6 separate regions of the Homo sapiens genome follow, and regions 1, 3, 4, 5 and 6 are each linked to region 2. Evidence: read pairs that join two places in POLR2A ChIA-PET (ENCODE). Cell type or tissue: HepG2. All regions are shown on one strand. Region 1 has its middle 15 kb from the start of LINC01490. Region 2 holds the start of LIN7A (lin-7 cell polarity scaffold A). Region 3 overlaps ACSS3 (acyl-CoA synthetase short chain family member 3). Region 4 overlaps LIN7A (lin-7 cell polarity scaffold A). Region 5 overlaps ACSS3 (acyl-CoA synthetase short chain family member 3). Region 6 holds the start of ACSS3 (acyl-CoA synthetase short chain family member 3).

Region 1 (4,000 bases), 160 kb before region 2:
TTTATAAGCATCTGGCATTTCCCCTACACATACTCACTCCGCCTTGCTGCCATGTAAAGAAGGTGACTGCTTCTCGTTTGCCTTCTGCCATGATTGTAAGTTTCCTGAGGCCTCCCCAGCAATCCATAACTATGAGTCAATTAAACCTCTTCCCTTTGTCAATTATCCAGTCTCAAGTATTTCTTCCTAGCCGAGTGAGAACAGACTAATATAATGGCTTTCTTTAGAGTATGGGAATATGCAGTTAACTTCTATTTCATCTTCAAATCTTAGCTATAATTCTGGCCCAATAAAAACATATTACTCTCATATGTAAACATGAGATCTTATAACATATAATATCATATCATATTTGCCTCAGTAGATTGCAATTGGATTGAAAGAAGAAAGTCAAAACTATCCTATTATTTGTCACATTCTACATAGGCAGCTGGGAACTTAAGCAGTGACTATGCTGGGTAGCTTAACTTCTAATGAGGAGCAACAGCCCAGGGTGCAGGGAATTCCTAACTTTAGACCCAGCTAGGTTTCCTTTACTATTAGTAAACCCTGCCTAAACGTTCATATGCAGGTAGTCTGTTTCTCTGAAATAAAGGATATCACAATAATTAAAATCTGTTAATATATGTGAAGTTCTTAGAACAGCACTTGACACATAGTAAGTACAAATATAATGAATTCTTATAATTGTATGTTGCTTCAACATCCATTTTGAATGTAAATGGCTTGACTTTCCATATTCAATGAGTTAATAGGTTTGACTTCCTCATACAAGAGGCAGAGCTTAGTCACCCTTGACAGAGTTTTCAGTTCTCCACCTCTTCCCAGTTTTTCAAGGTGTTTCATTCAGATATCTGTCTCATTAACTGCCTCCTGGTGACTACTTCCCTACGAGATAGTTACATTCAACCTACTTGCTCTACCCACTCCCACATGTGGCATGTGCTTTGTAGATAGGCCACAGTGACCACCTTTCAGTCACTGCAGGACTGCATCAAACTGCCCACTTGCTCTTAAACCCACCAGTTGTAACTCCCCACCGGAAATCTACCTAGGAAATGGCCTGAACCCCAATAAAGTCTTTGGACCTCAGGTCTCTTACTCTATCTCTCTTGCTCCCCACTTGACAGTTGAGTGTGTGTCCTGGACTCCCTCCTTCCTGTCGGTCCTGAAAAATGTGCTGCTCTCTTCTCTCTAGGGTATATGTGAGTAATAAAACTGCTTCTATTATTCCATGTGATATAGTTTGGCTGTGTCCCTACCCAAATTTCATCTTGAATTGTAGCTCCCACAATTCCCACATGTTGTGGGAGGGACCCAGTGGGAGGTAATTGAATCTTGGGGGTGGGTCTTTCCTGTGCTGTTCTCGTGATAGTGAATAAGTCTCACGAGATCTGATGGTTTTAAAAAGGGGAGTTTCCCTGCACAAGCTCTCTCTTTGCCTGCTGTCATCCATGTAAGGCGTGACTTGTTCCTCCTTGCCTTCCATCATAATTGTGAGGCCTCCCATCCATGTGGAACTGTGAGTCCATTAAACATCTACCCTGTATAAGTTACCCAGTCTCTGGTATGTCTTTATTAGCAGTGTGAAAACGGATTAATATACCATGTGTTTTGTTGTGCTGCCTCTTCTGCATCTCACACGACCAACATACCCGAACCTAACTTCTTTTCCAGTCAGGGCTCTCCTACAGAGTGGCTATCTTGGTAGGAATAAACTATTCACAGGTCTGGTGAGAGTCACAAGGGCATTTGCCAGTGTAAATAAGTTTCCTGTGAGAAGAACAATTGGACACGGGTCAGACACTTTAGCAAGTTAAGTATTCTGACAAAAGATAAAGGTCAGGATAAAAATGAAATTAGAGAAAAAAAATACAACTCAATAAATGTTAGCTGTTAAGTATAGCTTTGTCTACCCAAAATACTTCTCTAATTATCTTATTTCGGTAAAACACTGTTGTAGATTGCAAAAGCAGCCCAATTTTCTGTTCCTCTGTGTATAAATGCCTTTTACAATGATCAAGAGGTAGAGACTTTTCCCCCAGTTGCTGACTCTGGGCTGGGCTAGTGACTTGTTTTGGCCAATAGAATGTGATAGAAATTACATTTTGCCTGTCTGAGCCTAACTCTCAGAAGGTCTTGTGGACTTTTGCTCTCTCTTGAGATTTTTTCCTCTATTATGAGAACAAGCCCAAACTAGCCTACTGAGGGTAATAGACCATGGGGAAAAAAGCTGAGTCACTTCAATTGGAAGTCAGCCAACCCCAGAAACAGAGCTGCTTAGCTGATGTTCAATTGATTACAGGCACATGGGGAGGCCCAGCCAGTCAAACCCAGAACAGCCCGGCTGAGCTCAGCCTAATTCTGTGACTTTCAGGATGAGTAACAAAATAAATGATTCTTATTTTAAGTCAAAATTTTGGAGAGCAATCTTCCTCTTGTCAATGTCTATCTCAGTGCTATTTCAGACTCCTTTCGTACTGTCAAATCTCACTCAACTTTTAGCATCTATTTCAATTGGCATCTCTTCCAAGAAGATTTTTCTAATTTCCTCAAGTGATGTGTTATCTCCCCTATAATTGAACCCCATTTTGATATTTGTGTCCCTTTTTAGCTTTTTTTTTAACTTGTTTTCTATTAGAGGTGTTAGTGTCCTACTCATCTTGCTTTTCCTACAGCTAGTAAGTGGACATCCAGGAGGTACAAGGATATATCCCAGACCTGGCCAGTCATGCTACCATTTCCCATAATAATCTCCTTAAGAAGTGAGCACCAGACCCAAGTCATTCAGATACTACCTGTAAGATATAGGCACTGAGGGAAAGAGTCTGGTTTTTCTTTTAGATGAAGAGCTATAAGAATGGAATCGAGACTAGGAGAGGAACATCCAAAGGAGAGAAAATGACTGCAGTGGGAGAGAACAAGAGCTACGATCAAAAAGAGGAGAGACAAGCAGCACTGAGGAAGACAGAAGGGTAAGAAGAGGTAAGAATTCTATCAACACTGAGATACTGAGACCTGGATCTGTCCTGTTTTGGAAGTAATTGATTCTCTCTCTCTTTTTTTTTTCTTCTCAAGCTCAAGTGAGTTGTGTTTTGGTTAATTGCAAAAAGAAAAGAATCCTAAGCTTCTTGTGAACTGAGGCAGGTTAATATGAATGATTCTCCAGTGCTATATCACCTATAGATATGTTGACTACATAATGTATTATCTATATTGGGACACTTCTGAGAGCAAAATGGAGTGCTAGTAATAATTATTCTGAAAAACCTAGTGCTAAATGAGACTGTCTCTTTGGGTTTCCCAGAAAAAAATCAGAAAAGCTGGATCTTCAAAGCTGAGGATTAGATGCTGGATTGTTGTGTTACAAAAATCCAGGTCTAGACCTTCTATGGGTCCCTTCTTTGTAGCAGACAGTCAGCCTCTCACCCTTACAACCCTATTATCTACAAAAATACAGCTAATAAACAAAAACTCACAGGAAGCAAAGATTTATGGAACAGGTAGCAATTAAACTCTTTGGAACTACGTTGTGTTTGTGTGGGATAGTTCTTGAATTTGTGTTTGTAATCACTATAACTTAAAGGAAGAAAAAAATTAGGTATTAGTTCTCATGTATGATAATTTTCCTTCAAGATATTATGTTTTCTATCCTTGGTGTCGGGGAGGCAGTAGAAGTAGCAAATTAATATAATGTTTAAGTTAGTTGTTGAATATATATGGTATATAAAAGTTAAAACTCAGATAAAACTTTGTGTTAGCAACACAGATGAACACAATGTGGGCTAAAGCTGAAGAAATGTTTTGATTTCGATGATCACCTTTTATCTTCCTCTATAGGCTACAGCTGAGACAACAGTAATTAATCTCACAATCTCCTGTACCTGATATAATGGCTTAGGGGCAGAGGAGAACTACTGTAGTGTAAGTGGGGCTTGTGTTCTGATGGGCAATGGCAATAGGCAGGACCATTAATACAGACTCAGGCATATGGAAGTAG
Region 2 (4,000 bases):
ATGGCAGATCAAAAAGAGTTTTGGATAGGCACAGGGCCATGAAAATCTGTAATCACCTTGTTCATCCTTTTGGGGCCCAGCCTAGACCTTGAAAAAGCTTACTTCCCAGAGCAGACCCAGGAAGCTAGGTGCAGACTTCTGAGTTTCTTACTTTCAGATATATCTTTCAAATTTGGAAAGCAGTAAATCTTAATTTCGATCCCTAGCTTTGATTTGTTTGCTTAAAACATTTGCCCTGAAGACTATATCCATGTATGATGTCAAAAGGTAGCAAACAAAAATAATTCAATTGTAATATAAAAATCTCCACTAAATAGTAGAGCAACTTGAAAATATCTCTTATCATCACATTTTCATGCTTTTTCATTTGTAAAATGAAGATACCAAAAAAGAACTAGCAGCTCTAAAATTGTGGATTATATATTCAGATTTGCTGGGATGCCCTTGGGAGGCTTTGTCAAGCACCTTCTTCCCTTCCTCTCCTTTGCCCACCTGCCACAATTCCTCTTGGTTAAACATCACAGTTTTAGTGAGCTATTGTTACTGACGGCAATCCATCAAGTGTATAGGGGAAAGCTAGGTTGAGAATCTCTGGCCTATGTTATCACTATCATCCTTTCCATGGTTAAAATACTGTGAATCTATGAAATGCACCTCAGTTCACTAGGAAATCACTATATTTTAACATTGCTTAAGTTACTGCTATCCTGAGTTTACTTACACCAACTTAACATTATTTTTTTATTGTACTGTGAGTCAGGGACTATAGCAGACACTGAGAATTCAAAGATGAATTTAGAAATGGTCTCTTCCCTCACGGAGTTCTATCCAATAGGGATAGACAAATGCAACAGAGTGTGATAAATGCTTTAATGGGGCCAAAGCAGCAAGTCAATTTAGAGCGCATCAAAGGGTACCAAAGCAGCCTGGGAGAGAGGTGATCTGGAAAATCTCCCAGTAGGTGACCAAAAACTGAGTCCTAACTCTAATTAATTGAATTATAGACTGCTAAAGCTGCACAGTGTTAGAATCATCTAATTCAAACTCCTGATGTGGCACAGAGAGAATCTGATGTCCAGAGAGGCTGATGTATGCAGAGTGAGTATCAGAGTTGCAGCTAGGACCCAGATATGTAATACTGGGTTGCCTCTTTAAAAATGCACCTTTTTTGAAGGGAAATTTTTAGAACCTTTTCCTTCATCAGTTTAATAATGAAAGTAATTAATCATATTTGAATAAGATACGGAGAACAATATTTATATATATTGACTTTATGCTCAGTGGTGATGCCAATAACCCATCATCTCTTGGTTATAGATTTTCCATGAGCTGCTGATGAATTTTTTCAGACTCATCCACAGGGTAAACCTGCTTGTCTCCTGAGCTACTGCATGTACGTAATTACACTCAGAAGGACAAGTAGAGTTTGGCTGTGAACAAGAGCAAACTTTAAAAATAAATCTTAGTCCGATTAGCACCTCCTCTCATCAACCGACTGAGGCATCTAAGGGCTAAGGTAAAACCCAACATTGAAATATTTGTATTATTAGTAGTAGTGGTAGTATATAAAATGACCCAGGTATGCAATCTTCTTGGAGTTTTTGCTCCTAACATAGTCACTTGATTTGGGATGTTTAACGACTGTGATTTTGTAATGGGACAATATAAGAGCTCATTACATTAAAACATAAATACTTGGGAAGCTCATAGTTTCTGATAGCTTGCCATCTGTTTGGTTCTTACCGGCAATGGATTTATCCTGCTTAGTGCAGATGATGATATTGTGGGTAAAATCATGGATTATACAATGGATTTCTGAGGTCTTTAACTACTGTTATTAATTTTGCCAGCTTACAAATCAACATTTTCTAATATAAAATCAATTACATTTTATTTTTCAACTCTTACCCTAAGAAAGGTTGCTATGGGCACCACAGAACATCTGTTCTGGCGCCAACAGATTGCGTTAAAGTCACCCACAGTCTCTCCAAATTAAAAACCTCAAACTGAGTTCACTGGCTTTGTTACTGTACTCTCAGCAGGATGTTCTTTTGCCTTGCCCATCGTTCAGTTTAATCCTCTAGAAAGAAAATTTTTAGAGGTACATCGGACTAAATCATTTTCTTCTGAGTACACCATTTCCAAATGGCCGCCCAGGGTCCTAAATCCGGCGGCTGCGGAGAGGGACTAGAGGGTGTCCTCCTCTGCAGAGCCGTAGGACTCGAGCGCCTTCATCACTGGACGCTGGAGCCAGGAAGGAAACCCACACACTCAGGGACAGGTATAACCCCACAGGGGTGCACCAGTGAGGCCCCGATCGCAGCGGAGGACTCCATCCCTGAGCTTGTGAGGGCGTCCTGGGGAGGAAGCGAACACTTTCCCCGTTCAAGTCAGAGAGCAGGACTCACTGGGTGGCAGGTCAGAAGTTGAATTTTAACCCGACCTGCGCTTTGTCCCCGCGCCTTCCGCAGCCTGGGCGCCGCGGTGGCACCGAGCTGGGAGAGGACACGAGAGGCTGGCGCGGGAGAAGCCGAGAGTTGCTATCGACCGGGAGCTGCCGGCGGCGGGAGCAGACGCGACCCTCGCCGCTTTCGATCTCGAAGCCGCGGAGAGCCGATCTCGGCTGCTGGGGCTCGGCTCCCCGCGCTCTGCCTTGCCCTTTCGGCAGAGGGCAGCTCCCTGCCTGCTGCAGCCCCGCCACTGTGCGCCCGGCAGCCCAGGGGTGCGCCCAGCCCGCCCCCCGAGTGGCCGCCGGGACTCCAGCAGTTGGACCGACCCTCGCCCTCCGGCGCCTGGACAAACTTCCTTCCTCCCGGGCCCCTGCGCCAAGCAAGCTGACAGGCGGCTCCCTCGCCGGTCTCCTCTGGGCTCTGGCCGGGCGAGCTTGCTCTCTGCCCCTCTCCAACCCCGAGCCCCTGGCGCCTATAGCCGTCCCCGCGCAGCGGCTCCAACAAAGCCAGAGGACCGGAGACGACCCGGCGAGGGGCTGGGAGTGGCAGCGGGGACCCCAGAGCCAGAAGGAGGCGTCCCCTCGGCGGGGCGAGTACAGTGGGAAGGGGCAGCGGGAACGTAGCGGGGAGAGAAAGGGGAAGAAAGTGTTCTGTTCTCGGCGCGAACGCCTTCCTGGCTCGTCCTCGTTCCCCTTCTCCTCCTGCCTGAGCGCGTCCCATGTCCCGTTGGGAATTGGCAGGCGGGGAAGGGAGGAGGGGAGAGGGGACGCGGTGGCCTGGCGAGCGAGCCGCTCCCTTACCTCTGTCCAGGGTGAGCGGCTGGACCACTGTCAATGTCGCCATGTCTGCCGTGGGAGCCGAAGTGACGCTCGGCTTCAGCATCAGCAACCGCTCGTAGTGAGAAAAAAAGGAGGAGATTGGGGGCGGGGGTGGAGAGGGAAGACGGAAAGGAGGGGGAGGAGGGGGAAGGAAGGAAGGTGGTGGTGGTGGAGAAGAAAGCTTGGGTGGGTTGGTAGCCAGATGGAGACGCAACTGTTCCGCGGCGGCAGATCTTCAGTTGCGGTGCGGAGCTGAGCAGGTATCCGAGAGCGACTGCATCGCCGGGCTCTGGGAGGGAAGGCTCTGCCCTAGAACTTTGCTATTCCACCCCCAGGAGCGCTGGGTGGGTGTAGCTGGCGGGTTGCTTCCTTTCAACTTTCCACTCTAATAAAATGGTCAGAATATACGTGTGTGCATGCGGGTGCGTGTGTGTATAAGGGGAAGAGAGAGGATGGAAAGGGGATATGGGGAAGGGAGTGGGAGATGAGTTTTCTCAGATTAAGAGAAATTGCCAATCCAATAATCCCATCCCCTTTAGAGAGAAAATGCTTCCATTATCAGAAATGTTTGGGATGTAATTACATTTGCAGTTAATTTCTGTTGAAGTTTTTCGGAATGTTGACCTATAACGGCATATAAAGATAACTGACTAAAGGCCAGCGTTCCATCAGTAGATGTTCATTTAGGACCTGAGTATATTGCCTGGAGAAAAAAAAAAAAAAAGGCAAACC
Region 3 (4,000 bases), 210 kb after region 2:
TCCAGTTTAATGATTTGTAACCAACAAGATATATGCTATTTCTTTCACTATAAACACATTGGATATGTGCAAGTCTCTTCTCTTTTCTTCTTAATAGAGATTAACTGCCTGCTCCCCTCCAATAACTAGCTTACTTTCTCAGCTTCTCTCTTTTTCTGCAGGCCCTTTCCTCTATTGTGATATAGATGAGGGCTGTAGAAATCTCTTGTTCTTTCTATTAGACCTGCTGTTTTGGCAGTAACTAAGCCCAGTGGAATGGCTTTGCTTTGAATTTAGAGAGACACAAATTATGAGGCTCAGTGGTGTGTCTTATTAACCAGGATTGCATTTTTGTAAGAGGAGGTAAAAACTTGGCTGCCACACCTAAGCCTCAGGCAAACAATGATGGAATCAAAGGATATTGCATCAATCACCCCTATGCTCTCCCAATACCGCCTTTTAAGAATTATAAGAATTAGGAAAGACATATCTATAGAAGTAAATGCATATATGTGAAAGTGTTTTTTTTCCTCTGTTTCTCAGATCTCCTTTGCACATACCTCTGTTTCTTAGCCTGAAGAATAACCATTTATTGAAGTCCTAATTTCATTAGAGTCCTATCAAAATTATCAACCTGTAATTATTTTTGTGATCCTCAATTTGATGTTTGTATTTTGCAGTGTGATGATTTTTATAGATCTCTGTGTTGTCAAAAGTTTGATAATTTGCAATTAGTTGCTTTTATCCATTGTATAAATAGAAATGGAAACGTATGATTTGGTCATAGTCAACTATTTTATTTATCTAAATGGCAGAGCCAGTACCTATCAGAGTGGGGCTGGAGAAAGCAGTTTGGCCTGAAACTTCAACTTGATACAGGGTCTTCGATTCAGCTATAAATGTGTTAGCTATAAATGTGTTTATTCATACAGGTATCATATTCATACAGGCATCATATTTGTGATATTATATTGAAGTATTAATTGGTAAATGTACCTATTTAAATATATGAACAGTTTTTACAACCCTGATTAATGTATTAAGCAGCTTAGAAAATGGAAGTGGCTTGTCTTTTCTAAATTTTTCAATCTTTGGGCTTATCTCAGGAATCACTTTAATGAAATGGTTACATACATCTCTAGATAGTAGATCTCATTAACTTTCATTGAGTGTTATATAACTTTGCTTGTGCTTGTGCTAACATGTTCGCCAATTATAAACTTCCTGATGTGTGATCTTGAGCTCAGCTAACATCTAAGAAAAAAACTAGGCTTTTAATGGGCATTAACTCTACTTAAATAGCTGTAATTCCCCATCAGAGTAACTTTTCCATCAGCCACTTCCCTGCTTTTCACCCATCTGGCCATTTCATTGTCACTGTTTTTAAAAAAGACTATTTAATTTCTTTAAAGGAGTATCTGTTTAACTCATGACTCTATTATCACAAAGTTTACTAGAAGGAGGAAAACTTGGATTGTATTTTAGATATATCACAGACTCTGACTAAATTTCAAAACTGGATTTTAGTCTTCAAAAAGGAATAGTAGAATTCTTCCCTACTCCTGAAGAAGAATTAATGTTTTCTTATTTGGAAAGGTAGCTGTGGTATTACTCCTAAAGGCCATTGTATGAAGAGAAATTTTAATAGCTTAGTTGACACATCATTGTAAAGATAATAAATGCAAAATAAAATAAATAGGCTATGAAAAATAAAAATTAGTTTATAAAGTTATTAGTGTACATACATCTATAAAAACATGAAACGTTATTTAAGCCATGAGTGTTGATGGAAACATTACTGCATTATACTGAATTTCTAAAGGATATCTCTAGATTTAAATGAAACATGCTTTTTTGTCAGTTTAGTTGAAGTGAATATAAAACTTTTGGACTTTTTATAAACATTTATGTTAAATCATGAACTTGAACTTTTTAGTCATAAATCTGATGTTCAGTGCCATATAGGCCTAGATTTTCAGTCAGATGCTCAGACTTAAATAGATTTAGCTACTTTTTGTTCTCTTGATTTAATCTCCTTATTACAGTACATATTCTTATATTTTTGCTGTGTAGGAGGCGGTTCCTTTGGCTCCCGGTCGTGACCTTGATTGGGATGAAGAGATGGCAAAAGCCCAGTCACATGACTGTGTTCCTGTTCTTTCAGAACACCCACTGTATATTCTTTACACATCTGGCACAACGGGGTTACCTAAGGTACTCACTCTCTTAGAGATAACTATCTATAGCAGTAGATTTACTTTGCACCAAGAATGTTTGATCACTGACTGGAAATGTTTGCAGACTTTACTTTGAAGTTTAGAGAGTTACTTCATTTGCTTTTATTTTTTTTTCCTGTGCCCAGTCTGGAGTGCAGTGGCGTGATCTCACCTGACACAGTTACTCCATATCTTAAAGAGATTTTGTGTTTAGTGCTAAATATAAAAACATTTATTATTTAACATCAAATATTTTGCTCTCATTTCTTCCAGAATTGTCTCAAATGCTAGAAATATACAATTGCTTTAGTAGATGTTTAATTGAATATCAGTTGGTTTAATAACATTATATAAAAATATATTTTAAATAAAATATTTTTATTCTTTTAGATTGAGGTATAAGTTTCATGCAGTATAGAATTGATTTTTTGATCTAGGGGAATTCAATTATTTATTATGAATGTGATTTTGAGAATTGGCCTAGGCAGTTTGAACAGAGGCAATTTATCCAAAGTATTGAACTATTTGATTTACAGCATGGAAGACACTCAAGGATTTTTAAATCTGTTTACCATGAAATGTGTTTTTACAAAGCAAAGTTGAAAGCATCAATATTCATTGATGCGTCAAATAGCAACAAATACCACTTTTGCCTGGTATCTCCAAATAACACTGTTTCTTCATAGACCCTTATAAAAGATAACAGTATCATTTTCCTTACTCATCTTTATTAGGTGGTTTAATATTCATTGAATTGTAGAATTTTAGTAGGGGACGGGACTTTCATAATCATTCTCTTCCTTGAGGACAGTGGCTTCTTTATTACTGTTAGATTGCTATAGCATCAGTGTTCTGAAAACTTCATTTCTTAATCTTCTTAGAATAGTGGTTCTATTTGATTAGTTAGCTTTTTAAAAGGAAATTTAAGATGTTCCATATAAACCTTGCTTGTGAAAAGGAACACTTTTGGTAGGGTAATATATTCTCTCTGAGGACACAGGTTATGTTTTAGTATATTTTGGTCTACCATTGTGCTGTATGTAGTTGGTGCTCAATAAATTTTTGTTGAATTCATACGTAGATGCATGCACATGAAGATATTTGTTTCATTGTAGAATTGAAGCCTTATGATTTTGTTGCAACTCTAGTGACTTGAAAAATATTTCTGCATATTGAAGATTGGAAGATTTATTTATTGAAGCATGCCATATAATCTGCTCGACATAATTCTCAACCTCCACTTTTTCCAGTTCTGCCTTGCACACTAGCCACCTGGAGTCCAACTGAACATTTGGCTATAAAATAAGAGGGGACTCAGCAAAGTTATGATCTAATATAAAAGTATCAACTGAGAGAAAACTCCTGACCCTGAAAACACAGTATAACTTAATTTTTAAAAAATTTAGTTTCTTAAAAGCCTGAAGAAATCTTATAAAAACATTTGTGCTACCTCAAGACTTTAAGTCACTGAAATTCACTGTGACCTGGAATGGGATCTTATGGGAGGGGCAGAAGAAAAGGTTTTCAGAAATTAAAAGCTGACTTGCCAGTGTAGTAGAAATCAAATAAAAGCAATACACAGAGCATTATATTGAAAAGTGGTTCCAAATAAGGATGGACCCTAGCTATTCCAGGTTTTCTTTTTTTTCTTTTCTTTTTTTTTTTTTTTTTGAGACAGTCTCCCTCTGTTGCCCAGGCTGGAGTGCAGTGGCGCGATCTCGGCTCACTGCAAGCTCCACCTCCCGGGTTCACGCCATTCTCGTGCCTTAGCCCCCCGAGTAGCTGGGACTACAGGCGCCCGCCAC
Region 4 (4,000 bases), 99 kb before region 2:
CATTACTTGGTTTACATATTCTGTTTTTGTAAATTAAGGAAAAATGTTGCAATAGGAAACATGGAGAGATGCATCTGGAAGTTTGGTGAAAGGCTGTTTAATAATAATATACAGCAACAATGCTGTGTAATTGTGGAAGCATAAGTCTTATCTTTTAATGCTGTATTTATCATTTCTCTTTTTTATCCTAATTACTATTAGGAAAGGTAGACAGGACAGGTGTTGTTACATCAGTCCTGCAGATATAAAGACACCAAAAATTCCAATGACTTGCCCATAATCAACCCACCAATGACAAGGATCCAATTTCCTCTGAAATTAGAGTATTTAATGGGGGACTTTTATTGTCTCTTGAAGATAAACAAAAAGCAGAGGAGATGACTTAAACTGGGCGGAGAGTCTAACTCTATAGGGAGATAAAATTATAAGAAAGAAAAGACTATTATCTGATTTAAAAGAAAAAATTTATAGTTACTGGGTATTTAAAAGGTATCCAGCGTAATGCCAGACACTCTTACATACTTTCTCTTATTTAATCTTTGGATTAAACCTGTGAGAAAGATATTGCTATTTTTGCTTTACGTATGACAAAATAGAGTCTCAAAGAGTAAATAAACGTATTATGGTTAGAATAACCTTAACTCCTGAGAAACCATAAGAACTTGAATTTGAATGAGTCCCTTTTGAAATGTTGAAAATATCAATTCACAATAAAGTAAAAGTTTGTAATTTTCATTAAATATGATGACAGAAAAAAAGGGAAAATTGCTCTTAAGTTGTTATCATATGCAATATCCTAGTCAAGTGATTTAAGGATATAGAAAGAAAATTTCAATACAAAAAATAATAATAAGCTAACAGAAAAAAAAAGTAGAATACATTTCATTTCATAATGAACAGCCTCAGGATGTATTAGAGACTCTTGGCATATCATCAGATTTCAGAATTGATTTCAGATTCCTAATGCACTTAGAGTAAAATGAAAACTTTTGGGTATCAACCTTAAAACTCCATTGGTTGGCTCCCAATCAGTTCTTCAGCCTCATCTTATCCCACTATGTATACTTTAGTCACTTTGTTCTTTCAGCTGCTCCTACATGGCAAATCATGGACTTCCTTATCTCAAGACCTTCACACAAGCTCTTTCTTATGATAACAGACTCTTCTCCTTAATCTCAGTTTAAATGTCACCCTTCAAAGAGGCCATTTCTAACACTATTAAAACTAGCTCCTGGCATGGTGGCTCAACATCTGTAATCCCAGCACTTTGGAAGGCCAAGGCTGGTGGATTGCTCGAGCTCAGGAGTTTGAGACCAGTTTGGGCAACATAGTGAAAGCCTGTTTCTATCAAAAATACAAAAACTAGCCGGCATGGTGGCATGTGCCTGTGGTCCCAGCCACTCAGGAGGCTGAGGTGGGAGGATTGCTTAGTCTGGGAGGCAGAGTTTGCAGTGAGCCAAGATCACGCCACTGCACTCCAGCCTGGGCCACAGAATGAGACCCTGTCTCAAAAAATAAATAAATAAATATGTATATATATATATTTTAAAAGTAGCTTCTCTTGTTCCATTACATGGCTCCTTGTTTTCTTCTTTCCCCTCTGTAACACTTATCACAGTGTTTAATTATGAGGCCATGTTATATTCTGAAGTATTAATTCGTGTTCTTTGTGAATTTTCCCTCCCATTCTGCTTCCTTCAGCCCACACCTTAGGAGTAAAAAAGGACTGAAAAATATCTGAAGGTCTTTGCTGTGCAGCAGAATGTTTTGGCTGCATGTTTTCACGTACATTTTTTTTTTTTTTCTCATCAAAGACCAGGCAAGATGGGGGGCGGGGAAAGAAGGAAGAGGAGTCTGAATGGCTTTATTGATTGGATAGGCAGAAGCAGAAGGAGAAAAGTCTGAAAGTGAAAAGGGAAGAAAGAACTTGCATTGTCAGAACTAGGAGTAGAGTGGAAAATATTCAGTGTGTGCTGTTTTGAGACTAGAAAACCAACGTGCCCATGCTCTGTGGACAACTGGTTCCATTCCATAGCCCTATACACTTGTAAGCACTCTAGATTTATGATATTTACACATTGTAGAGGACTGGATAATTTCTCAAAGATATTAATATCAGGTCCTATTCCCCAGAACCTGTAAATATTACCTTTTATAGAAAAAAAGGTCTTTTCAGATACAATTAGGTTAAGGATCTTGAAATGAGGCGATTACCCTGCATTATCTCAGTGGGCCCTAAGAACTCACAAGTATCCTTATAGAGGGAGGTGGGAGATTTGGCGCAGAGAAGAAGGTAATAACGTTACCATGGAGATAGAGATTGGAATGAGGTGGCCACAAATCAAAGAATGCTGCAGTCACCAGAAGCTGAAGGGAGCAAGGAACAGATTCCCCAATAGCACCTCTAGAGGGAGCACAGCCCTGTTGATGCCTTGGTTTGGAGCTAGTGAAACTGATTTGGGATTTTTGGCTTCCAGGGCTGTGAGATAATACATTTCTGTTGTTTAAAAACCACCGTGTGTGGTAATTTGTTATAGCAGCCATAGGAAACTAATATACACATAACGGAGTTAAAAAATCCTGTTACTGTGACCAGTGTGAACCTGAACAAAATCACTGGGAGCATTTCCCTTAGGCTGGGATAACTGATGGATATGTTACATTTATATGTATGTATTTATCATCATCATCATCCTCATCATCATCATCATCATCATCATCATCATGTTCTTACTTTCTACCAGATTATAACCCTTTTTTTTTGTTTACCACTCCATATCCAGGACTTAGCTCAGTAGCTGGCACATAATAATTTCTCTACAAATAATTGTTGAATGAAAGAAAAGCATTGCTAAAATAACAGCACAAATAGAAGGAAAACACAAACAATAAATGGTAAAAATAACTATGAGAAAGACTGCACCAGTAACTAAACTGAATAGTCAAATACCCATTACCAGCAATCTAAATAGAGATTTAGGTCAGTCTGATCCCATGTGTGGGAATGCTTCCCTCATTTAGAGACTTGCCGTTTAGCACCGACTGACTGTGAGTGTGTTCTGGCACTGACACACTATCAGCACAATCTCTTGTATGCTCAAAGCTCAAGTTGATCTATGAAGGAATGAGAGACCTGGTGCCCATTCTTGCAGGCTGAAATCACCAGGTGGGAATGTAGTTGTTCTAACCTGTGAACTATAGTTACCTGTGCTATTGAGATAGCACGATATTTCCCTGTTCTGCTTTTTAAATTAAAAGATCTCTTATTGTGAGCCAACTCAGAATGAAGGGGGGTAGAATACTGCCTTCTCAGTGTTGCAAAATATACCAGATCATGCTGCATTGTTTGTGCTCTTCTGAAAGTGACTGGGATAAAACAACATAAATGTACTTCTCTTGGCTTCTTCACAAATGTGAGTGAAGTGTCACATGATGTCATGCCGAGAATAAAAATTTTCAGCACTTAGAACTGAAATTTCAGCTTGCACTCCTATTTAATTATAACCTAAACAGTCCCCCACTCAGCTTCTGAGAAAGGTAAAGCATCTGCTAACGACTTCTAGGAATAGAGAGATTGTGAGAATAGCTTTACTTGAGGTCTCTTAGCTGGAATTAAGCTGGGGATCTGTGTGCCAGGCCTATAGGGGAACTGAAGACTGAGCTTCTGTCTTTCCCCTCTTCATGCAAGCATCTGCTCCCCTCTAAGGGCCAAGTGGCTTTAGAGAGTGCTTGTGGACCAGGGCTGTTCAGTTAGCCGGGAATGCAAAGTGCCTGGTGCAAACTGGAATGATGCAGATATGGAACAATTCAAACACATTCAAACCAAACTCTTCACACATCTGCAGTGGTGAATTAGAGTACTGAGCCATTTGAATCAGAGTAAATTCCTTTTCAAAACCTTACTATCTTTAGAAGTGGTTTTTAACTTTTTAAAGGTCAAAGTCTCTTATGAGTAGTTAAGAAAAACAACTGATCTCTCTCCACCAAAAATTTACTTATG
Region 5 (4,000 bases), 190 kb after region 2:
ACCACTATCAGATAACTATTTTGAATGTAAGATAGCGTTTTGTAATTGTTCTTGAAAAATTTAATACAATGCGATTCTTAAATATAAAATAAGTATTCCTCTGTGTTTTAGATAAATAATAATACATTTTACTTGTAAGTGTAAATGTAATGTTTTCATCTTTAAAAGAAAGATTTTTCTTTTTTAGATAACATCTCTAACTTTCCTGGTTTTAAGAGACATATCTCAAAATAAATTGGCTTAGCATAATATCATCTTCAATGAAAATTATTTCAATGCTGTATCTAATAAATTGTAACTGTCTAAAAATGTTACATTTCTAGAAGCTTCTTATGTTATATGAAAATATTTATATTCCTGAAAAATTCTCTTCCAAAAAAGATAGTTTTACTATCATTCCAGATCTTAAGCAGTTTTAGAATAACTGATTATTTTCACAGATATTTACCTGAATGCATAGTTAATGCATGGACTAAAGAATAAGTTGTTCATTGTAGTTAAAATTTTAATCTTTTCAATGGCTGCCTGTATGTGTACAAGTAAAACAAACAAAAATGTGTATGATTAATATGTTTAAAAGTAAGGTGCAAGTATTTTATATAACTCTTTCTATGGAAATTATACATATTCTCAAGAACAATTCATTTATCCATACTTTTAGTAATCTGTTTCCTCAGATATTATAATTGGTTTTTAAATTAGTTTTATTTTTTGTTACGGTTTAGACCAGGGTTTGCAATGTAACATTGTGGCATTTTGAAAATATGCATTCCCTGTCTGCTTTTTCATACAGTTTTCTTTGATGTGGTTTTGAAGTTGCCCATGATCACTGCATTTTTACTACAATTTGGAAACTAGGGAACTATCTTTTTTCGTACAAGCATGATTTTCCTTAGGTGAGCACACTTGCTATTTGTGAAGCAAGTGATAATTTGTTCTGTAGAACATAGCTTTTTGCCAATTTTGACTAATCTTTATATTTGAGCTATGAGCATCTGGTCACAAAGTTATACTACCCCAAAGACTGTTTTTGAAAGATTTTCCAGAATGATAACATAAAATTTTTTATTAATTTAGTTTTCATTATTCATAGCAATATGTTTTCATTTTATAACTGAAATTTAAAGCTTTTACTTCTGTCTGATGCATTATATGTTATATTTATGTTATTTATAAACCAAATATATGTGCATACCATTTTATAATATATAAATTTCAGTTGTTGCATTTTCTTTACAATTATTATTCCTGTATGTGATTTTTTTTTTCCAGACTCCAAATTTCTTTGGTGTAAGGACCAACCATTTCCTTCTTATTTTTGTACCTGTAGACTTAACCTCAGTTTAGGACATACAGCTGATACTACATAAATTGAACCAATGACAGGACATTTATGTGTTAAAATGGCTTTAAATTAGTACCAAAATGATTCATCTAATTTCTAGTGGGAAGAGTCACACATTGTTATATCTAAATAAATACATTTTTTCATTTCCTCTAGGCTTCCTTCGCAGCCCAGTAATTCACACATTGGTAGCATAGTATCCTCATGCTAGCTGGCCTTGCTCCCCTGGGATCTGTATTGCCCTTGATGTCAGACTGAAAATCAATTTTACTGGTCTATCCTTGTGTAAAACCATCAAGTTATTGACAAATTTAAAAACAAATTTAAGAAGGTGCAAAGATGAATGTGAATTGGGTGAACGGCACATGGTTAACTTTTCTTCAGTTGAAAAACTATTTATTATAAACAACCTATATTAAAATATTTTCCCTTTTGCTAATAATAGAAATTGTAACTCTACACTCAGACATTTATGGTAGGATAAGAATATGTCATTCCATAAAAATAATACCTGTTTTCTTCTTTGATAATTTTCCACCTGAAGTTGATAAAAACTAGGTGAACCCTGAAATAGCAGTATCAAATGCCTTCTGTTTTGGAGTTCCAATAATACTTTATTTGAGTGATTATGAACTCATATGTTTTCCCATGCATATTCTCATACATATATATTTAGATTTACAAATTATAATGGAAAATTTTACCAGAGTGACATTTAGCCCTGAAAACTACTGGAAAAGAAAATCGTACTATTGATTCTGTAAACCTTTTGTCTGTAGACCAGCTCTGGTGTGGTTATCAGGTTATCAAAACATTGAGGAGCAGCTGAAACAAGCAAGGCCAAATAGACTCCATCTAGTGGTTACACGGGACTGGTGCAGCCTCATTTAACTAAAAATTGTTTTCAGGGCAGTGGTTGACAACTCAGATGCCTACAGAAGAGGGTGGATGGGAGAAAAATCAATTGTAGGTATGTATCACACTTTCTGTATGGTTAGGGAACTATGGTGTAAGCATATAACATAAAATAAATAAGAGGTAAAAAATATATTTTAAACTCAGAATGAAAAAAAATGCAAGCTGTATGATAAATGCCCCTGGGAATAGTGAGTTCTATGGCAAACCACTAGGCTGATCATCTGGTTCAATTGATTGCTGTTATTCAAGAACACAGGCCTGGTGCTGCTAGACTTCACAATTTTTCTAGAGAAACTGGAGATCTAGATTTGTATGTGAAACCTACTAAATTTAATATGCTGGTTCATTTTCTTAAAATGTGATATGGCCCCAACTTAAATACATCTTGGTCACATTTGGCTGTGACCTGCGATTTTGAGATCTTTGTTTCACACAAGGTCTTGAATTTTTTTTATTATACTTTAAGTTCTAGGGTACATGTGCACAACGTGCAGGTTTGTTACATATGTATGCATGTACCATGTTGGTGTGCTGCACCCATTAACTCATCATTTACATTAGGTATTTCTCTTAATGCTATCCCTCTCCCCTCCCCCCACCCCATGATAGGCCCCCGTGTGTGATATTCCCCGCCCTGTGTCCAAGTGTTCTCATTGTTCAATTCCCACCTATGAGTGAGAACATGTGGTGTTTGGTTTTCTGTCCTTGTGATAGTTTGCTTAGAATGATGGTTTCCAGCTTCATCCATGCCCCTACAAAGGACATGAACTCATCCTTTTTTATGGCTGCATAGTATTCCGTGGTGTATATGTGCCACATTTTCTTAATCCAATCTATCATTGATGGACATTTGGGTTGGTTGTAAGTCTTTGGTATTGTGAATAGTGCCACAATAAACATACATGTGCATGTGTCTTTATGGTAGCATGATTTATAATCCTTTGGGTATATACCCAGTAATGGGATTGCTGAGTCAAATGGTATTTCTAGTTCTAGATCCTTGAGGAATCGCCACACTGTCTTCCACAATGGTTGAATTAGTTTACATTCCCACCAGCAGTGTAAAAATGTTCCTATTTCTCCACATCCTGTCCAGCACCTGTTGTTTCCTGACTTTTTAATGATCGCCATTCTAACTGGTGTGAGATAGTATCTCATTGTGGTTTTGATTTGCATTTCTCTGATGACCAGTGATGATGAGCATTTTTTCATGTGTCAGTTGGCTGCATAAATGTCTTCTTTTGAGAAGTGTCTGTTCATATGCTTCACCCACTTTTTGATGGGGTTGTTTGATTTTTTTCTTGTAAATTTGTTTAAGTTCTTTGTAGATTCTGGATATTAGCTCTTTGCCAGATGGATAGATTGCAAAAATTTTCTCACATTCTGTAGGTTGCATGTTCACTCTGATGGTAGTTTCTTTTGCTATGCAGAAGCTCTTTAGTTTAATTAGATCCCATTTGTCTATTTTGGCTTTTGTTGTCATTGCTTTTGGTGTTTTAGTCATGAAGTCCTTGCCCATGCCTATGTCCTGAATGCTATTACCTAGGTTTTCTTGTAGGGTTTTTATGGTTTTAGGTCTAACATTTAAGTCTTTAATCCATCTTGAATTAATTTTTGTATAACGTGTAAGGAAGGGATGCAGTTTCAGCTTTCTACATATAGCTAGCCAGTTCTTCCAGCTCCATTTATTAAATAGGGAATCCTTTCCCCATTTCTTGTTTTTGTCAAGTTTGTCAA
Region 6 (4,000 bases), 140 kb after region 2:
AGACAGTACTATATACCACCTTTCTTTTTACATTTTCCCAGTTTCCTCTTTTGATTCATCTTTACTTACTTCCTATTTTTGTTTTTTGTTTATTTGTTTGTTTTGTTTTCTCATTAGAAAAGCCACAGAAACTCCAAGCAGGCAAATTAGAAGGGAGGCAATGCAACAAGTCCTATCTGTTCTCTGTCTAGATCACATGCGGAGTCTGGTCAGCAGGTGAATCCGCATCCCAGTGGGGTCACCTTCCCTGTGACCTGTCAATCACCCCAAGAAGCACTTCCCAATTTGTCTGGCACAACCTCCTTCCACTCCTCCTACCCTCTCAGTGGTCAGGAAATCCCGGAGCAGTCCTTGCCCTGGAGCTGCTTGTGTTTTTAGTAACCAGGGACTGAGCTGATTTTGAAAAATCAATCAATCAATAAATAACAATCAAAGAGCCTTGCCTCAACGCACCGAGTTGCTGGTTTCCTGCAGGTCAGAGGCGATGCCACCTCCACCAACGACCTTCCAAAGATTAAACCAGCCGTGTACAAACTGCTGGATTGAAAATTGAGAGATGGGCCGTTGGCCTCCTCCTAGGAGTACTTGTGTGTTGAAATCGGAAGGACGTTCTGGAGTTTGAGCGCGATTTTTCCCGGAAGGCTGCGGGGTTGGAAGTGCATGTTGGGGTTTGGATCTCGTGCAGCAGCGCAACTAACCTGCTGCAACGGCGCTGTGACACCCCTGTCCCGGGGCCCCCACTTTAGCCTGTTGCTTCTCTGGTCGCTCCAGGTCGGTTTTTCCCGGCGACTCTAGTGTGGCTTCCAAACTTCTGGGCTCTGGGCTCACTTCGGAATTTGCCCCCGCCCCCTACTCCCTTCCCTCAGGCCCCAGGAAGTTGCAAGAGTACCATTTGTCGCACACTCGGGGACCGCGGGTGGCCGGAGGAGATGAAACCGTCTTGGCTGCAGTGTCGTAAAGTCACCAGCGCCGGGGGGCTCGGAGGGCCCTTGCCTGGGTCCTCTCCGGCCCGGGGAGCCGGTGCGGCCCTCAGGGCTTTAGTGGTCCCGGGCCCGCGGGGCGGTCTCGGGGGCCGGGGATGCAGGGCACTGTCCTCCGGCAGTGGCAGCGAGTACAAGACCCACTTCGCAGCCTCGGTGACCGACCCCGAGAGGTTCTGGGGCAAAGCTGCCGAGCAGATCAGCTGGTACAAGCCCTGGACCAAAACGCTGGAGAACAAACACTCGCCCTCTACCAGGTGGTGAGTGACTTCTGTGCCAACCCTGATCCCCCATCCCTGGTAACTTTTTGGGCGCCAGGACCTCCCTGGGACCTGGAATCTGGCATTCTATCACGAAAGAAAATTGAAACTGGAGATGTGTTCAGACCCCTCAATTCGTGTTTCATTTCAATTTCATAGTCAGTTCTCTTGCCTTCTGCTCTTGAGAGACCCTGTTACCTATTGTGAACCCAGTGTCCCATAAACGGGAGATTTACCTGACTGGCAAGGTTCTGCTTTGGCAGTGGGAATAGTAAGAAAACTAAAACAAGATCCTGCCTCCAGGGACCGCACAGTCTAGTAAGGGAGATACTAGGTAAACAAAGCAAGCGGTACAAGAAACTAGGGAATTATAACTAAGTATCCTCCTACTATGGGGAGGGAGGGTTAAGAAAAGACTTCAATAAAATCGCACCCCATAAGGGTTTGGAAGGATGGGTATGTCTTCTCGAAGTCGACAAGGCCCTAATTATCAAAGTTCTAGAGGTGAACAACAGCTTGAACTGTGACTGAGACAGTGACTGCCAATGATTGTGTTGGCTGGAGAGGTGGGAGGGGAAGTGGTGAGTCAGGGGCTGGGTCCGGAAGGGATTTATGTACTGTGCTAAGTAGCTTGGATCAGATCCATAGGCCTGTTGTGTATATGAAGCTGCAGTATGGGGTACCCAGAAAGAATACAGATAGATATAGGCCAGGTGATGTTAGAAGTCATGGTAGGAGTAAAGTCTTCCACCTGGAGTTGGAATTATAAGAAGTTATAAGCATGATTTTTTTTGCGTTACAACAAACGCAGACACATTGTAGAATAAATATCAAGCTTGCTAAGATACTGAGGGTGAAGCACAGTCAGTGATACTCTTAGAGTGTGGCTCCTTATGTGTCTGCCCTCTGGGGGTGTGATTGCTCTCATCTGCCAGCCATTAGAGAGGATGTTTCCTGTAAAAGTTTGAAAAACACTGCTCAGCAATGAGATGAGGGGAATGATATGGTCAGGTTTGCAGTGGACGAATGGCTCTGTGGTCAGAGCAAGAAATCTGGAATGGAATTGGCTAGAGCCTGTTCTGTGTCTCCACCATGCCCAGTCCTCTCAAAAGTGTGTGGGGATGACATGGTGTTCCCTTTAGAATCTGAGCACCTTGCCCCTTCCTATCAATTATTTTTTCAATAGTATTTGATCGGTCCTCTTTTCTGTGCCAGACAGTGAACAAGACACTGGGTGTTCAACAATGAGTAAAACCTAGTCCCTGCTTTCTAGAAGTCATAAAGATTAAAAGCATGGACTCTGGGGCCAGACTACCTGGTCTGAGTTTGGCTTCTCACAGTTACTGACTGTGTGTTCACAGTCAAGTGACTTAATCTCTCTGTGTTTCACTTTCCTGAAATGCAAATATGGAAATAATTGGAGGCTTAACTTAGTAAAGGATGAAGACTATGTCTTTATACACTAGACCCTATACATGTTAGAGGAAGAATAGCTCTCTTTGTATTCTCAGACCATAATTATCTTAGGAGCAGGAAACTCTCCTAGTATTCCTCAGATGAAAGCACAGAGATTATTGCATCACTGTTTCTCAAAGTTCTGTGTACAAATATCTGTCATAAAATATGGTACTATAAATGATTTTATGTGGCCATCTCCATTATAAAACTAATGTGCAGAGAATTCAGTTAAGAAGCCACAGGTATATTCTAAATGAAAAACAGTGAGGGCCAGACCTAAGGCAGTGGCAATAAGAATGGAGGAGAAAGGACAGATTGGAGTGATTCGAGAGGACAATTAGGGATCAGCAAAGGCCCAGGAGAGAGCTTTGGAAGTGAGTGTCAATGTCCCAGCAAGTAGAGCTTAAGACCAGGAGATTTCCTTTTCAATAATTTGCTTTTTCTTTGTAATATCTAGTTGCTTGTCTACATTTTTTTAAATGGTGTGTATAAGATGTGTTTAATGAGAAATTTTGTGAAAGGGTCACTATATTTTTATAGATCACAATTTGATAACACCGTATCTGAATTCTTTATCTTTTCAGTCTTGAACTCATGCCCAGAAAATCAAAGTGAAGAAGTGATAAAACTTTGACTCTATTTATTTCAGCAGTGCGATTCAATCTTAAAAGAATTCTGGTTGGGCAAGCAGGGTTGGGAGGGAAGTAGACGTAGGAGACCAATCTTAAATTTCAGTTAGTCAGTAGTTTCAATTTGAATCTATGACTGCATTGGATACCTAAATGAAGATAGTCCTGATTGGTTAGCAAATTTCCACAAAGCCAAACAGAAGGGCAGACTGAATTTACTTTTATTTTGTTTGGCTTTATATCCGCAAGATCTAAGGCAGAGCTGGCATATAAATTTTTAAAGTGAGAGTCAACTAACTGGATACATAGCTTTGATGATTTTTGTTGCTATAAAACAAGACACCTCTTTGGGAGGTGATAAGTGGATTTAGGCACAATTTGGTGTGAAGGAGCTTTACTTACTTTCTTTGAAGCTGGGATCTGGAGAAGGGAGATATTGACAGCCAAGTGCTTAAGCAAAACAAGGCGAGATTGCTATAGCTAATTGTTCTCTCCTCTGTGGAGCTGGCATATGTGTAGTCACAGTCTCTGATGCCCTTCGGCTTCCCAGAGGCAAGAGCGATTCTTCATTATAAGCTTGTCTGTTTGTTGTTCACAAAAGTAAACTCCCCTCAGAACCCACAGGCTTATCAAAAGTCTCAGCATATAAATAGTATTGCATATTAGCTTTCAC

Evidence for each region. Peaks named below come from ENCODE experiments on the same cell type or tissue, not always from the same donor. Only the 100,000 strongest peaks of a DNase experiment are listed, where the experiment ranks them.
Region 1: POLR2A ChIA-PET joins it to region 2 with 13 read pairs; 5 of 35 experiments call an interaction of 5 or more read pairs at or near these places.
Region 3: POLR2A ChIA-PET joins it to region 2 with 10 read pairs; 3 of 35 experiments call an interaction of 5 or more read pairs at or near these places.
Region 4: POLR2A ChIA-PET joins it to region 2 with 13 read pairs; 3 of 35 experiments call an interaction of 5 or more read pairs at or near these places.
Region 5: POLR2A ChIA-PET joins it to region 2 with 10 read pairs; 3 of 35 experiments call an interaction of 5 or more read pairs at or near these places.
Region 6: POLR2A ChIA-PET joins it to region 2 with 19 read pairs; 2 of 35 experiments call an interaction of 5 or more read pairs at or near these places.

Annotation. Positions count from the first base shown.
Region 1 is chr12:80,776,061-80,780,060 of GRCh38, forward strand. No RefSeq gene overlaps it. Among named protein-coding and RNA genes, the nearest start is that of LINC01490, 15 kb to the left of the region's middle. RefSeq lists enhancers at 1,661-2,860, 2,105-2,334. In HepG2, no CTCF peak of the experiment used is centred here; a DNase peak (open chromatin) is centred at 2,191.
Region 2 is chr12:80,934,391-80,938,390 of GRCh38, forward strand. LIN7A (lin-7 cell polarity scaffold A) reads right to left here and starts at 3,544. Exons shown (of 6, transcript NM_004664.4): 1 at 3,251-3,544. The coding sequence starts at 3,332. MIR618 (microRNA 618) reads right to left here and starts at 1,443; the gene lies at 1,346-1,443. RefSeq lists a silencer at 2,672-2,881. In HepG2, no CTCF peak of the experiment used is centred here; a DNase peak (open chromatin) is centred at 2,381; H3K4me3 peaks cover 2,942 bases.
Region 3 is chr12:81,141,055-81,145,054 of GRCh38, forward strand. ACSS3 (acyl-CoA synthetase short chain family member 3) reads left to right here. Exons shown (of 16, transcript NM_024560.4): 5 at 2,053-2,193. Among named protein-coding and RNA genes, the nearest start is that of MIR4699, 15 kb to the right of the region's middle. In HepG2, no CTCF peak of the experiment used is centred here; DNase peaks (open chromatin) are centred at 347 and 2,217.
Region 4 is chr12:80,835,146-80,839,145 of GRCh38, forward strand. The region is part of intron 4 of LIN7A (lin-7 cell polarity scaffold A); the gene reads right to left. Among named protein-coding and RNA genes, the nearest start is that of MIR617, 4.5 kb to the left of the region's middle. In HepG2, a CTCF peak has its summit at 2,408 (motif pointing right); DNase peaks (open chromatin) are centred at 2,406 and 3,116.
Region 5 is chr12:81,126,923-81,130,922 of GRCh38, forward strand. The region is part of intron 2 of ACSS3 (acyl-CoA synthetase short chain family member 3); the gene reads left to right. Among named protein-coding and RNA genes, the nearest start is that of ACSS3-AS1, 3.1 kb to the left of the region's middle. In HepG2, a CTCF peak has its summit at 2,194 (motif pointing left); a DNase peak (open chromatin) is centred at 2,179.
Region 6 is chr12:81,077,192-81,081,191 of GRCh38, forward strand. ACSS3 (acyl-CoA synthetase short chain family member 3) reads left to right here and starts at 888. Exons shown (of 16, transcript NM_024560.4): 1 at 888-1,240. The coding sequence starts at 930. In HepG2, no CTCF peak of the experiment used is centred here; DNase peaks (open chromatin) are centred at 290, 790, 1,830 and 2,690; H3K4me3 peaks cover 4,000 bases.